Linked DNA regions of Homo sapiens: region 1 is linked to region 2. Evidence: chromatin loops called from intact Hi-C (ENCODE). Cell type or tissue: CD4-positive, alpha-beta T cell. All regions are shown on one strand. Each heading gives the region's core, and the rest is flanking DNA. Links, peaks and the distances in the headings are about the cores only.

Evidence for each region. A loop is a pair of places that touch in the nucleus more often than their neighbours do. Peaks named below come from ENCODE experiments on the same cell type or tissue, not always from the same donor. Only the 100,000 strongest peaks of a DNase experiment are listed, where the experiment ranks them.
Region 1: it touches region 2 in a loop (2.3-fold over the local background); 3 of 110 quality-filtered maps call a loop at or near these places.

The regions. Positions count from the first base shown.
Region 1 is chr5:76,327,689-76,334,796 of GRCh38, forward strand. It overlaps SV2C (synaptic vesicle glycoprotein 2C), which reads left to right. Exons shown (of 13, transcript NM_014979.4): 13 at 1-6,268. Among named protein-coding and RNA genes, the nearest start is that of SV2C-AS2, 20 kb to the left of the region's middle. In CD4-positive, alpha-beta T cell, for the core only: no CTCF peak of the experiment used is centred there; a DNase peak (open chromatin) is centred at 3,653; H3K4me3 peaks cover 509 bases; H3K27ac peaks cover 1,990 bases.
Region 2 is chr5:76,470,173-76,477,280 of GRCh38, forward strand. All of the region lies in intron 2 of IQGAP2 (IQ motif containing GTPase activating protein 2), which reads left to right. Among named protein-coding and RNA genes, the nearest start is that of IQGAP2, 70 kb to the left of the region's middle. RefSeq lists an enhancer at 1,827-3,026. In CD4-positive, alpha-beta T cell, for the core only: no CTCF peak of the experiment used is centred there; DNase peaks (open chromatin) are centred at 2,489 and 3,709; H3K27ac peaks cover 1,981 bases.

The DNA.
Region 1 (7,108 bases), core at 2,068-6,067, 140 kb before region 2:
ATGGGCATCGCTGTCTCTAGTCCTCTGTGATAGTTCACTTTGCTAACTAGACTACCTTTACTTTTCAAAATATCTCTAATGTCTGCTCTGGGGTCTAAATGCATAAAACATCTCCCAAGCTGCAGAGCACAGTTATTCAGAATTTTATTTGAACACTGGGTTGGGTCAGCATAGGATAAACCAGCAAAACCTTACTTCATGAGACCTGCCATCCGTGTCCCCTGCAGAAGGACCGTTCTTGGCCTACTTGTTACCTAATCCAAGCATCCTTGGTGGCCTAAGAGGGATCTTTTCTCATCTCCTGGACAGTCTGTGGTCACAAACCTTCTTGGTCACCACCTCTCCCACCTTTTGTGCACTCTTCCCTGCCTCCTTGAGACTGTTCATCACCTTGATTTTCTAAGAGAGCTCAAATCATTTCCAAAGCATGTGGTGTGGCCTGTATAGCTTGCTCCAGATTTAGCTGGAGATTAAGAAACAGCCAGGATATTAAACAGAAACTCTCAGTTGTATCAGTGTAGCAGGCCACTGGCACCTAAACACGCAACTGGCATCTCATTTCGCCTACAGTAGAAGGAAAATGAAAATTTGTACAAAAATGAAAACCTAGGAAATAGTCCACTTGCTCCTATATTTTTACCACCTTTTCTAACTAAAATTTCCCTGTTGCTCTTTGGAATCAATCCAGAATGCTCCCAAGTCCCATTATTATCACAGAATCTTCTCAGTAGGGAAAAACAAACAACTGCTTCAAACTGTGAATTCTGTATGTACCACATTCTATCCCAGGTATTGGGTTTTAAGGCACCCAACTCACATTCAGTCCTGCTGCCTGAATCATCTCACACCAGAGTACAGACCTTGGAGACGCGATAGATGGGTCCTAGCCTGACCTTCACCACTAAGCGGTACAGGGACCCAGATCTTGCTGTGGAGACTGTAAGTCGTTGAACATCTCTAGTTCTCACTTTCCCCGTGCACAAAATAAAGGATTGGGACTAGTCTGCTCTCCACTCTCCAGCATTGTAGAAGACAGTAATGAAAATAGCTTCATCTTATCTGCCTTCTTATGCTAAACTCATTTTTTTTTTTTTTAGGTGGAGTTTCACTCTGTTGCCCAGGCTGGAGTGCAGTGGTGGGAACTCTGCTCACTGCAACCTCCGCCTCCCAGGTTCAAGTGATTCTCCCACCTCAGCCTCCCAAGTAGCTGGGACCACACGCATGCGCCACCACGCCCAGCTAATTTTTGTATCTTTTAGTAGAGGTGGGGTTTCACCGTGTTGGTCAGGCTGGTCTCGAACTCCTGACCTCAAGTGATCGGCCCACCTCAGCCTCCCAAAATGCTGGGATTACAGGCGTGAGCCACTGGCGGCCTCAACTCATTTTTACAAGCACTAAATAGGTTTAGTTTATAAACTGAAAAATTAGGAAATAGGCACGCATAAAAAGAGTGTAGGAAGTTGTTTGGGAAGCCCGCATGGAATAGGCCAGAAAGCACAGTCCCCATGCTGTCTGCCCTGCCAGCATCTCAGCATCCTGACTAGTATCTCTGTTCACTGCAGGTTTGACAGTTACCATCACCCAGCCAGAAAAGGGCCCCGCCTTGCCAGATAAACGCGCTTAGGTTAGAAGACTATAATTGCAATATTACCCTACAGCTCTCCTGACTGTTTATTCCATTATTTTCTTGAAACATGGCCTTAAGTATTATACATAGGCTTCAGAAACAGTTTTTCAGTGATTTTACCTATATTGGCAAATAGACAAATCTCACCAAATCAGAGTTCAGGTTTTCACCAAAAACTGCTTAGTTGTCTTTCAAGATACCTTAAGAGATCAAAGGGGAGGTGGGAAAAGAAATGTAGTGACAGAAGGGAGAGTCCAAGATACCACTGATAAGGTTCCAGCAAAGAGATTAGGACACAGCAGAGACTTTCTAAATGCTGGGGTCATTTCCAAAGCAGTCCAGGGGAATACTTTCTGATTCCCTCTGCCAATCAAAATAGATAGAATATGATATTCTCCAATTTTTTTTCTGTTTGATGTCAAAATGGCCTTTACCTATTTCTTCAGTAATATACCTGATCTGTTCATGCACTAAAGGCTCTGGAGCCAGGAATGTCTGAATTTGGCCTTCACCTGGTATCACAGAAAGACAACTGGGATATTGGTGTTAAGGGGCATATCGGCTGTATGTTAGGTTTTCTTTAATCCTCACATCGTGCCAAACTTAGTCTGGTTACTAAGCCTAAAAACACCAGTATTGCAACAACTTCTGAAACTCTGAAGTGGACTATATGTTTCTCACAGTTTTTGTTTATGCTCAGCAAAGTATGTATTTTAAGTAAAGCTTCTCTTGTTATCTGTAATGTAGACAAAAAAAAAAAAAAACCTGTTAGTATATTCTGGATGTATTGTGTGTCCCTTCATTGTTTCAGGTATGGCGTAACAGTTCTCCGTGTGATGTTCTTTTGCTCTAAATGTTGACCATTCCTCTTGTCGCCCGTCTCTCACCAACCAGTCACAGAGCCATTGCCAGGGCTCCCTTCAGTCTTTCTTAAACAATATCTAAATGCAGTTTAGTAATCCCAGGATTTTGAGTTACAAGAATACAGTTTATGGGTCTGTTTCAGCTCTTACTTAAGGCTAGCATGGTTGGGCAGGGGAAGAGCTGAGCCGAGCCTTCACTGATCTCTTGTCATTTCATATGATTATCCAGTAAATACTTATTGAGCACCTCCCATGTGATACGTATTGAGACACTGCTGTGTGCAATAATTAAGCCTATGGAGGACTTAAATGAGGGCAAGGAAAACAGAATGAGAGAAGACACTCTCACACTGACCCCCATTACATGTGAACCCTCCGCGCCCCCCCCCATAAATACAAAGTGTTATTTTTCCACATTTAAAACAAATAATAGCCTTCAGCAGGCAGTGCAGGAACTATTCAGTCATTGAGATAACCTTTGATGAGAGGAGAAAGCTCCTTGATTACCTGGTTTTTGTTGGAGAGACTATTAACTAGTACTTGGAAAATGAGAAAAATGAAACCACACATAAGTTGTTCCCTTAAATAATCTCAGCAGGATATTGCACTAAGATATTATTCAAGGAAAAGAATCAGGAGCAGAGATAGCCCCATCTCTCTAGAGCATTTTTTTTTTTTTTTTGGGCGGGGGGGCGGGGGACGGAGTCTCGCTCTATTACTTAGGCCGGAGTGCAGTGGTGCAATCTCGGCTCAATGCAACTTCCGCCTCCCAGGTTCAAGCAATTCTCCTGCCTCAGCCTCCCAGGTAGCTGGGATTACAGGTGCATGCCACTATGTCCGGCTAATTTTTTGTATTTTTAGTAGAGACGAGGTTTCACCATTTTGGCCAGGCTGGTCTCCAACTCCTAACTTCAAGTGATCTACCCACCTTGGCCTCCCAAAGTGCTGGGATTACAGGCATGAGCCACTACACCTGGCCTAAAGTCCCGCTTTCTTCTGAGGTGTTCTTTTCATGGTGTGAAACCAGAGACAGGAGCTAGGGGGTCTGTTCCCCAGCGAATAGTGTTGGGGTTTTCTCTTCAGAGCTAAGTCAGCAAAGCCTGCAGCTGCTGCCACTCCCCTGGTCTGTGCCTCCCAGGGTGTTTCCTTTCTGATTTTGAAGATTTGTGGGTGAGTCAATTATCTTTGCAGACATCCTAAAGCAGCTTCCCTCCTCGCTACCCTCAGCAGATAAGCCATCCAGAAAACAGGTTCTGACAGCCAGTAGCAGGGGTATTTTGGGTTTCAGTTTAAAACTGGTGCGTGTTGTTGCAAGTGTCTTGAAGTTGCAAAGGATGTTTGGGGTTCTAGGGCCTGCAGGGGGGCAGAGCAGAAAGAGGGTAGTTGTCAGTGACCCTCTACCCTCCTCTGAGAGCCCCATTGCCATTTTTGCCCACCAGTTCTCTTCTTACCTCCTCAGGGCAGTGCCCACTCATTTCCTTTATTTCCCTTTTGTTTTTTTTCTTTTCCTCCTCTGGTCGACAACCTCTTAATTCTAGCAGTGTACAAAAGCAAGGCCAAGCTTTCCTGGGGCACTTGGGATGAAAGGCCCATCCATGCCTGTTGTGGAGGCACAGAGGAGGAGAAGGTGAAGAACAGGAATGGGTGCAGGGGGAGTGTGAACGCAAGGCTGCTGGCTTTGGCACAGCTCCCTGTGCAGGGCTGGATTTCCAATTGCTTTTCAGTGCCTGTGCCCTGATAGGATGGGCACAGCTGGTATGGAATCAGAGCAGCCCATCTCCAGAGCAGAAGTCTGAGAGCTCAGCGTTTGACTCCTGAAAGACCAGGATGTTCCTACCTGGGTTCTTGAGATTCATTGGCTAGTGGAGGTAGATGGTACTCTCCATGTCTGCAGAAGATTCCCCACTTGGTGCTGAAGGCTAGGTGCCTTCCAGTCAGGTCTGAATGCTGAAATTGCTGAGATTGTCCACTCTCTGCCTACTTTATTGCATTCATGCTCCCCTTAGATCCAAGAGTGCCCAGGACTAGGAGCAGAAAGCAGTTTTCAACCCTTTGTTCAGACTCAGACGGGTTTCAACTCAAGCGGGTAATCTACCCCAGCAGCAGGGGTGCAAAGTCCAAAACAGCTTTGTGGTGCCTGGGGAGTGACTAGGCAGCCTGCTCACAGGGGCTGGAGTCATCTAAAGCTAGTGATGAGCTGGAATAGCTTTGAACCGGTTCATCCGAACTGATTGTTAAACTTTCAGAACTTTTGAGAGTCAGTTGAGAAACATAGCTATTACTAAAAAATTAAATAAGATTAGATAAATTATAGCTAAAAGCAAAGGCAACATATAGTCAAAGCTCATCACTTTCTACTTATTTTACTACATTTTACCATTATCTGTGCCCATGAGGTAATGTATGCCTATTATGTCTGTATGGTAGAAATACTGTATACAGGTATACTACTACACACACCTTCCCAAGTGACAGTATTTTTGTAGTTTGAGATCAGCTATAGTGGTGGTATTTATACCATGGAAAGCAACAAAGCCATGGAAAGCAACAAAGCCATGCAAATCAGACTCCTCCTAACCCCTAAGACAGTTGTTAAACATTTGCCAGCATACCACCATCTAAAGCCCTAAAGAATGCTTGGCCTCCCACTGCATAGACACAGGCCACATCACATTGAGTATCATGGATTTATGGGTCAGCATTGCCCCTAAGTCCAAGGAAGGGGAAAGACTTAGCAAGCTCAACCTCATGTGATTCACAAAGGGTTTCTTTCTGCATTTGTATTGACTCAGAATAGGACCCAGTACAGAGAATCCACTGTTATCTATGGGTGTCATTCCTTCAGAAAGAATGTACAGTAAAATTGGCTATTTCATGCTATGCAAACAAAATGAAACTAGTTTGAAGTTGCAAAGTGTCTCCCCTCTTGCGCCCACGTAGTCATCCAAGAAGGAAACTCCTTTCTTGCCTTGATATTCACCAGGCCTACCTAGATAGAACTTGACAAATTGGCCTAACTTCATCTCCGCTGCTATTGTTATATATTTGCTTTACTGAATCTATGTCCTATGTCAGTCAGAAGAAAAAAGAAATGTCTTTTTTAATATACACTTTCTTAGCATCCATGCAGTTATGTATCCTCATCCTGATCCAGGAACATATTGAACAGATCATATGTCTTTTGTTACTATCTAGATACACTAAATAACATGATAGAAGAGTTTTCTCTTTCAGGTGAACTTCCATTTTGAACATATGCTAAACGTACTATCCACTGTCTATTTTAATGAGATCTTGGCAATGGTCCTGTCGGTTTTGGTGTTTGGATTGTTTGGCTTTGTTTTCCTTTTTTATTCTTCCTGTTTTTAATGCTGTGTAAGATCTCCTGCTATGAATGTTCCAGTTACCCCTATTGTACTGTATATACGTGTGCTGCATGTGTAAATTCTGTTTCAGGTTTTGGAGTTTTCATCTTAAGTACAGCTGGTCCTGTTGTGAACTCATCTTTCCTGTATGCTCCTCTGTGTCTGATTTCCAATTGCCAAAATGTTTGACCAAATGTGTTTTGACAAATATCCCGAGACAGCCATGCGTATCCTTGTGAAAGGGCATGCTCCATGTGGGATGGCTCGTGTACAGCATAAATCTATCAAACTTGGAATTGTGTATACATTTATATGCCAGATAACTAACATTCATGTAACAGCTGCAAAGATATTTAGTGTATATCAGATTAATAAAAGAGCATTTTTTTTTTGCTCCATTATATTCAAATACAGATTGCTGTGTGACTGGCTTCCCTTCTAAGCATGAATTGACCCTTCAAAAAATGAGCACTTTTTTAATGTCCTTAGGTATAGAGAAAACCTGTTTCTCCAATTCAGGTTTATTTGAATTGTTTCTGTGGGCTGGTGTCATGGGTATTGATGTGTTGTTGATCTTACGTGAGTATTTTCCAACTGTTAGCCAGGACCAGTGGGAAGAATATGTTCGTGGGGGAGTTTGTGGCAAAGCAGATGCTTGTGTTCTTTTGCCCTAGAGTAGGAATAGCAAACAGATTTTTATTTAGCATATTAAATCCACTTGATTGGTAGTAGCTGCTTGGAACAGTGGTTTAAGAACAATGAGAAAAAGTGCTATACTTTAGGGAATTCACATTGGAGGCAGAAACAGACTTAAATGCCACATATTTGCTATCCCCAAAAGAGTTCCCGTGACTGCATTTAACAGAAGACACAAGTCTTCTTTTATTCTTTTATTCCTTTAATTTCCTAATAAACTGTCTTTACTAACAAAGAGGATGGGGCCATCCCAAGGTTGGTTCTGATGTGGCTTGATAACATCATTGGAGACCCAGATTCTTTTTCCATCTTTTAGATCAGCCATCCTCATCATACTGGCTTTTGTCCCCCTATGGGCATGAGATGGTGGCTGCAACTCTAAGCATCACATCTTCACACATCTAAGCGCCAGAAGGAGAACTAGTCCCTCTTTTTGACCCCTTTTTAAGATCAAGGAGAACATTCTCGGAATCCTCCAGCAGACTCCCCATTATGTCTCATTGGCTGGATTTGCATCATCTGCCAACTCCTAAACCAATCACGAGCAAGAGGAACAT
Region 2 (7,108 bases), core at 1,908-5,907:
TCTTACACATGGAAACTTACACATGGCAACTGGTTTCCATCAGAGTAGGCAACTGAGAGAAGAAGATGGAAGCTAGTCTTTTTGTAACCTATTCTTAGCAATGACACCCATCATTTATGCTGTATCCTATTCATTAGAATCGAGTTACTAAGTCAAGGCCATGCTCAAGGGGAGGAGTTTTCCACAAGGGGTTGAATTCAGAGGGATGGGGATGACTGGGGCACCACCTTAGAAGCTGCCTTTCACAGGGTGTCTTCATAGGCTTTTGAAATGGACCCCAGAAAGGGAATTTGAGGATAAAATTATTTTTGTTACTATTAGAAACTCAATCAGAAATTGAATCCTTCCTGATCTGAATGCTTACGGTTCTAAGCTTACTGCTGCCTTGATTGTTTTTTGTTGGTTTGTGTTTTTGTTTTTAATTTTAAGGGTCTTGCTGTGTTGCCCAGGCTGGATTCAAACTCCTGGGCTCAAACAATCCTCCAGCTTCAGCCTCCCAAGTAGCTGAGGCTACAGTTGCTTGCTACCATGCCTGGCAACTCCCTTGATTTTTTTTAATTGGGAGCTGTTTTAAACTAAGCCTTTTCATTTCTTTGTCATTTAAAATAATACTAAATGGACTTTTTAGGTTTCCTTTTCAAGTAGGCCCTCAAAGCTAACTTTATAGCTTCTTTGCTGTGGGGCTTTTGCTGAAATGAAACTGTACAGACAAGTCTACTACTAATATGGGCTTTGAAATGTCCTCTCTGATGCCAGAAATCCTACTATTTAAATTAAAGGAGTAACTTTTCCAAAAGAATTAGTACTGCTGAGTAGATTTTATATTAATCTGCCTAAAATTTATTCAAATAATGAAAATGAATCTGTTTTAAGAAATTCAGTCTTTTAGTTTTTAGGACAACTATGCAAAAATGTACGATGGAGAATTCTTTTTGGATAAACTCTAGGTTGAGGAACTTAATCCAACCGGAGCTATTGTGAAGGTCAGAAAACAGGAGAGGGAATCTTGGCAAGGAATGGAGACGGAGTTTGCAAATTGCAGCTTGAGTAAATAGTTATGAATGGGACTGCTATTGTGTCTCCCAAGGAAAGTTCCTGTGATATTATATTCCTTTTTTAAGGAAAGAGAAAATGCACAGAAAACTTTTGCTGTGCTTCCTTTTTCTGTCCTACCTCTGAAAATAAACTAAGCAAAAAAAAAAAAAAAAAAAAAACACCCTTCCCTTGGTGATAGGCTTGTTTAGAAATATTATCTTCAAAGGTCTCTTTAGGTAAGCCAAGCCATTGGCTATATTGGTGAGTCTGGGACAGTTATATATGTGCCCTGGAAAGAAAACAAAACACGGGTGTGATTCCTTTTGTGTCAGTGTTTACAACTCAGATACCAAAAGAACACCTTGTTGATTAAATCAAGTCTCAAGCTCTGGCCTTATCTAGTGGTGAGTTAGAGAATCAGATTTGAAAGGAGAAGTGCTTCAAATGTTTAAGCAAGTGAAAGCCATGAGTTGCTTAACAGTCAATATTCATGATTAGTTTAAAAAAAAAAAGAGAATCTTCTGACTGGGGAATACTTTAGAGAATCCAGTGGATTTCCTCTGCATGCTTGGACCTCACTATCCTTATTCCTAGGACATACCCATGGATAAGCAATGCTAATAAGAACTTGGAATTTCCAGGGAAATATTTTTCTTTGTTGCTCTACACACAAAATAGTAATGAAATTTTTAAGAATTCCTAATTGCATTTTCAAAACATAAATAGTTTTCATGTTTCCACTGTAACTCTCCATTTCTCCCTTCCCTCCCTTGTTCTCTCCCTGGCTCTGACCTCACCTCTGCTTTCCACGGGGAGCAAGATGAACTGCTTGGTTGTTCCATGCGGCAGCTGGTGGGGCAGAGGGTGCAGTGAGCTGAGAGCAGGGACCCCCTCGCAAGTCTGGCACCTGGTTGAGGGGAAGGCCTGCTTGGGGCTGCTTTCCAACCAGCTTGCCTCAGGAGCCCTGTGCCAGCGAGGCTGAGATCAGGGCCTGGCACATCCCAATGGCAGGGAGAGAGTAACTTGTGAGGAGCCCAGACTTGTCCAGGGTAGCTTGGCAGAGTTGGAGAGGTGGTCTTAACAGGGTGATCTCCGTGGCACAGGAATAGACGTGATCCCAGCCAGCCCTACCTGCCAACAAGTAGTGCTTGTAGTTGGGGCCTCAGAGAGGTGTTGGTGCTGAGGGCCAGCTGGCGGTGACCAGGGATTATGCTGTGGAGCTAGAATGGAAGGAACACTTATTAAGGATATAAAGGAAAAAGCTACAGGACTTGGCGGGGGTCTGGATTTGGGCAGCAGAGGAGGACACTGGGAGGTCAGATGCCCTGGGGCAGATCAAAGCATTGCTTATCTGACTCAGCAGGACACATTTCGTGTTCTCTGTCTGCCAAGCCTAGGCTTGGGCATATAGTAGGTGGAAAAAGTTCTTTGTTTTTAGTTTCACATATTGTACTAGCTTTGGATGTATGTTGGACAGGTGCCAATCGGGTATGTTCTGACAGATGAAAGTATAACTTTTCAGAGTGCTGGTATTTTAAAATACAAATAATCGGTATTAATCATCTCCAGCCAAAGACAAGTTGAGCAACTGATATTTGATCCCAAAGTTTATATTTGTTTCTCAGGATCTTCAAAGTTGGAAACCTGGGAGAGGTTTGGAATTTTCCATGGTTGCAAATGTACTTTACTCACAAGGATTATCACACAAGTGTCTACTCACCAGGCACGGTGCTTTAAGCATTCAACCCACATGGTCTCGATTCTCACAACCACTCTGTGGGAAGGAGCATTATCCCCATTTGATAGATGGAAAAACCAAGTCTTGGAAAAACTTAAGTAATTTATTCAGTGTCGCAGCCAACAGGCGACAGCAACAGTATTACAACCTAGGTCTTTCTGACTTCAAAGACTGTGCTTAAAAACTATAACATACTGTCCCATTTCTTTATTTCTTAATGTGTTTTGATCATGTCTTCCTTGTAAGTCCAAAACATGGTCTTGGTTTTTAGGTTCTATATGGGCTAGTTCTAGTTCTAGCTCTTGATCAATAAATTCTCACTTAAGCTTTGGTGGAATTAGCACAATATAGCTATCCATTGGCTATATATGGCTATATATTGTTTTATTTTCCTTTCTCTTTTTTTTTCCTGTGAACTGTTTCTATTTTGTTTTAACTGGTACTATTATAAGTAGTTTGTTCTGGGAATAATTTATCTTGTATTTACTTTGTGTTCTTCCTCCCTCTTTCTCCTTCTCTCTTTTGCTCATTTTAGGCTAGCTCTTTCTTGCTCTCTCTTTTTTCAATTAAAATAAAATAGAGATGAGATCTCACTATGTTGCTTAGGCTGGTCTTGAACTCCTGGCCTCAGGCAGTCCTCCCACCTTGGCCTCCCAAAGTGCTGGAATTACAGGCATCAGCTACTGTGCCTTAAAGTATTATTAAGAATTTGTACTTCTCTATGATGTAGACTTTATTCTGTTCTCTTCACCCAAGAAAATTTTGGTGCATCTTTATTCTTGGTTAGGCCTCCATACCACCTTCAATTCATCAATTATCTTTTTGGTTTTGCCACTATTATGACTGGTTTCAAAGAATGCTTGGCTTTTTGTTGAAACATCAAAAGGTATGAGTAGCAAACAGCACTGAGATCTCTTCCTTCCTGTGTGAACCTCCCCACCGGAAGCTGCCTCATGCTGTGATGCTTAAAAGTCATAAAACGGTATCATTATTCAAGGCATAGAGTGACTTTAGGGAAGCTGGTGGGGGAGAACATTTGTACAAGGTTGTCACAGAATGATTTCTTTGTGTCTTCCATTTTTAGGGTGATATAGAATGTAGAGCGATCTTCCATTGCCTTCTCAGTCTGAACACCTTTGTTTTTCTTTAACAGAGTCAAATCCCCATTTCATATATGGGGATACTGAGGCTCAGAAATTTATCTCACTTATCCATGGTGGAGTTAGTGGTAGATTTGGGATTAGGATAAAGGTCTTCTGACTGTTTGACAGTGCTCTTTAGTTCCATGAGTCTCTATACACCATGTTGAGTAGTAAAAGTAGAAAGCTCAAATGAGTCTCTATAAATCATGTTGAGTAGTAAAAGTAGAAAGCTCAATAAAGAAAAAATATAAACATGAATATTAAACTTATTTGGTAGATTCAGTTCAAGTTTGCTTTTGGTTAAATGCTGCAAATGGTTTGGGGGAATTAGCCATTCATATGTTCTTGTCCTTGATCTTTCATTTTTGCTGAGAAACTTGAACCCATTTTGGTGCAAGAACAGGAATTCAGGAATTAACATTTCTAGTCATTTCTGCACTCTGTACTCCGTCCTACTTGGCTTAATGTCCCTGGGTTGCTTTTTTGTTTGTTTGTTTTTTCCCATCGTGTGATTTGTAATACACAGCTTTTCCTGCCCCTGGTATTTCTCAAGGCAAGAGTTGAGGCAGCTATGTCATCTGGGAGAGTGACTTAGGGCAGTGATCCCCAAATTCATTTACACCTGCATCAAGGTCACTTGGATGCTTGTGTGAGTGCAGGCTTCTGAGGATCACTCCTGACCCTATAAGGCCATCTCTAAGGACAACCTCCGCCTCCCAGGTTCAAGCGATTCTCCTGCCTCAGCCTCCCAAGTAGCTGGAATCACAGGCATGCATCACCACACCTGGCTGATTTTGTATTTTTAGTAGAGACGGGGTTTCACCATATTGGTCAGGCTGGTCTTGAACTCCCGACCTCATGTGATCCACCCACCTCAGCCTCCCAAAGTGCTGGGATTACAGGCATAAGCCACCGCGTCCGGCTGAGGTCTGCCTTTTAACAGAGCACTGGAGTACACTATTATGCACACTGACATTTGAGATAGCATCTATGGCTGAGGCTGTCTCAGCTCTCAGCCTTCCCACCCCAGCTTAGAAAAAAGGAACAGAGGATACCCCTTCCTCTGGGATGAGAGGGGAGAGAGGAAGGATACTAAGAGTCACCATCTGCTGAGGTGAGGAGGGTGGAGGCATGAAAAAGCAGTAGTGCATCAGCCAGGGTTGGATAGAAAGCCTGAGTAGTTTTGAAGATCCAATTAGTGTTATAAATGTTCTTTGCAGAGCCAATAAGCATTTTCATGTGAATTTCTCCAACAAGATAAAAGAATGGGGTAACTATGCCTAGGGATTGACCTGCTGGCTCTGACCAAGTCATAGGTGTTGGGGCTCAGACACTGATGCCCCAAAATACAGCATTTTGACATTCCAAACTGAAGAAGCTTCAAGGTGTCTCTGACATTCCTGCATCCCACATTCTCTTTCAAAGGCTTTATCTACCAAAGATCGAGACCCACCAGGGGAAAGAATTGTTTTTCCTTCCCCTCCCTGTAAGACCGGGAATGTGGCCACACCTGAACAGAACCTTTCACAGGATGACATACAGGTTAATCTCTGTTCCCCATCCCTTTTCCTTGGTAATCTCAACCAAATTCCTTTTCTGCCCCCCTCCCATAACCTGTTTTGCTGGGATGGTAGTTAAGCTTCTGAGTCACTTGAGGGGTGGGTAAACATGTGAGTCTACTTGCGTACATGTTAATAAAACTTATATGCCTTTTCTCCAATTGATCGGCCTTTTGTGAGTTGATTTTTTCAGAGAACCTTCAGATGGCAAAGGGGAGGATTTCCTTTGGCCTCTGCATGGGAAACAGGGACTCCAGGGTGTTCATGAGAGTATTGCTGAAATTGGGTTCTTGAGGTCCCATCTGGCCGAGGAGCCTATGAAGCCAGGATGGGAAAGATGGAGTGGGGTGAAATCAAGGAACCACCTACAATGAGAATAAAGGGCAGGATCTATAAGAATAAGGAAGTGGAGAAGTGAGTAAATAGAAAGGCTATAGTCCAAGATTTGGAAGCCTTGATCTTACAGGTGGAGTATTTCCAGGTAGTGATAACGTGCAAGGTGTGGTGCCTGTGTGTGGTTGGAGTGTAGTGGAGGAGTGTTACCAAGGTCATCCACCTTCTTGAAGCCACCCAGCAGAGGCAGGCCTGGGAGGAAGGCAGCAATTGTGGCAAGAAAGGAAAAGTCCTGGAGGTCAAGAAATGAGTGGCAAGGTTAGGGGTGAGAGGGAAGAGTGAAGCCCTGAGAAGTGAGGTGATGGACAGGATGTGGCCTGGGAGAAACGTTTATTTGGGAAAGTGATGACTATCCTCTCTTTGTCCTGGGAGTCAAGGAAATTTGGCAAACAACCACCCCTGGAGTGGGTTTATGAGGGGTGGGATTTTGAAGCAAAAGCCAGCTTTTCATTAGACAAGTAGGTAGAGAAAGTGTAAACAAAAAGTGATAATATAGGAGAATTACAACGGGTCAGGAGTTCAGAGGCTCATTGGAAGGAGTGAGTAGGCTTGGGGTATGTTTAAGGAGGGCTGGTTAGCAGGATGGAGACAGATGACTTTATATGAGTTCTGGGGGGGTCAGGACTTTTACTAGAGTTTACTAGGAAACCAAATCCACTGCAGAAACAGGCATAGATTTATGTAACTGTGGTAGGGGCCCATTAGAGATCTTGTGTTACTGATTTACTAATTGTGCTACTGATTTATTACTAATTCATTAGCTGTGACATACACTTTCAGCAAGTGACTAAAACCTTATGACCCAGAGTAAAATAATTTTATATCATGACCCAGGTAGCTGTGTGATATGTGTAATAAGTGGGCGTGTGTGTCTAACTAAAGATTCACCGAGCAACACTTAACTTCTACTATATGCAACAGCCTCTTATGTTTACTATTCTGTTCTGTTCTAATTCATTTTCTAAGAAAATGCTGGTCATGAACCACTGTGTTGATTTTATGATCCGTTAAAACATTACAGGTCAGGCATGGTGGCTATAATCCCAGGACTTTGGGAGGCCAAGATGGGTAGATTGCCTCAGCCCAGGAGTTTGAGACCAGCCTGGGCAACATGGTGAAACCCTGTCTCTGCACAAAATACAAAAAAAAAAATTAACCAGGCATGGTGGTGCACGCCTGTAGTTTCAGCTACTTGGGAGGCTGAGGTAGGAGGATCACCTGAGCCTGGGAGGTAGAGGCTG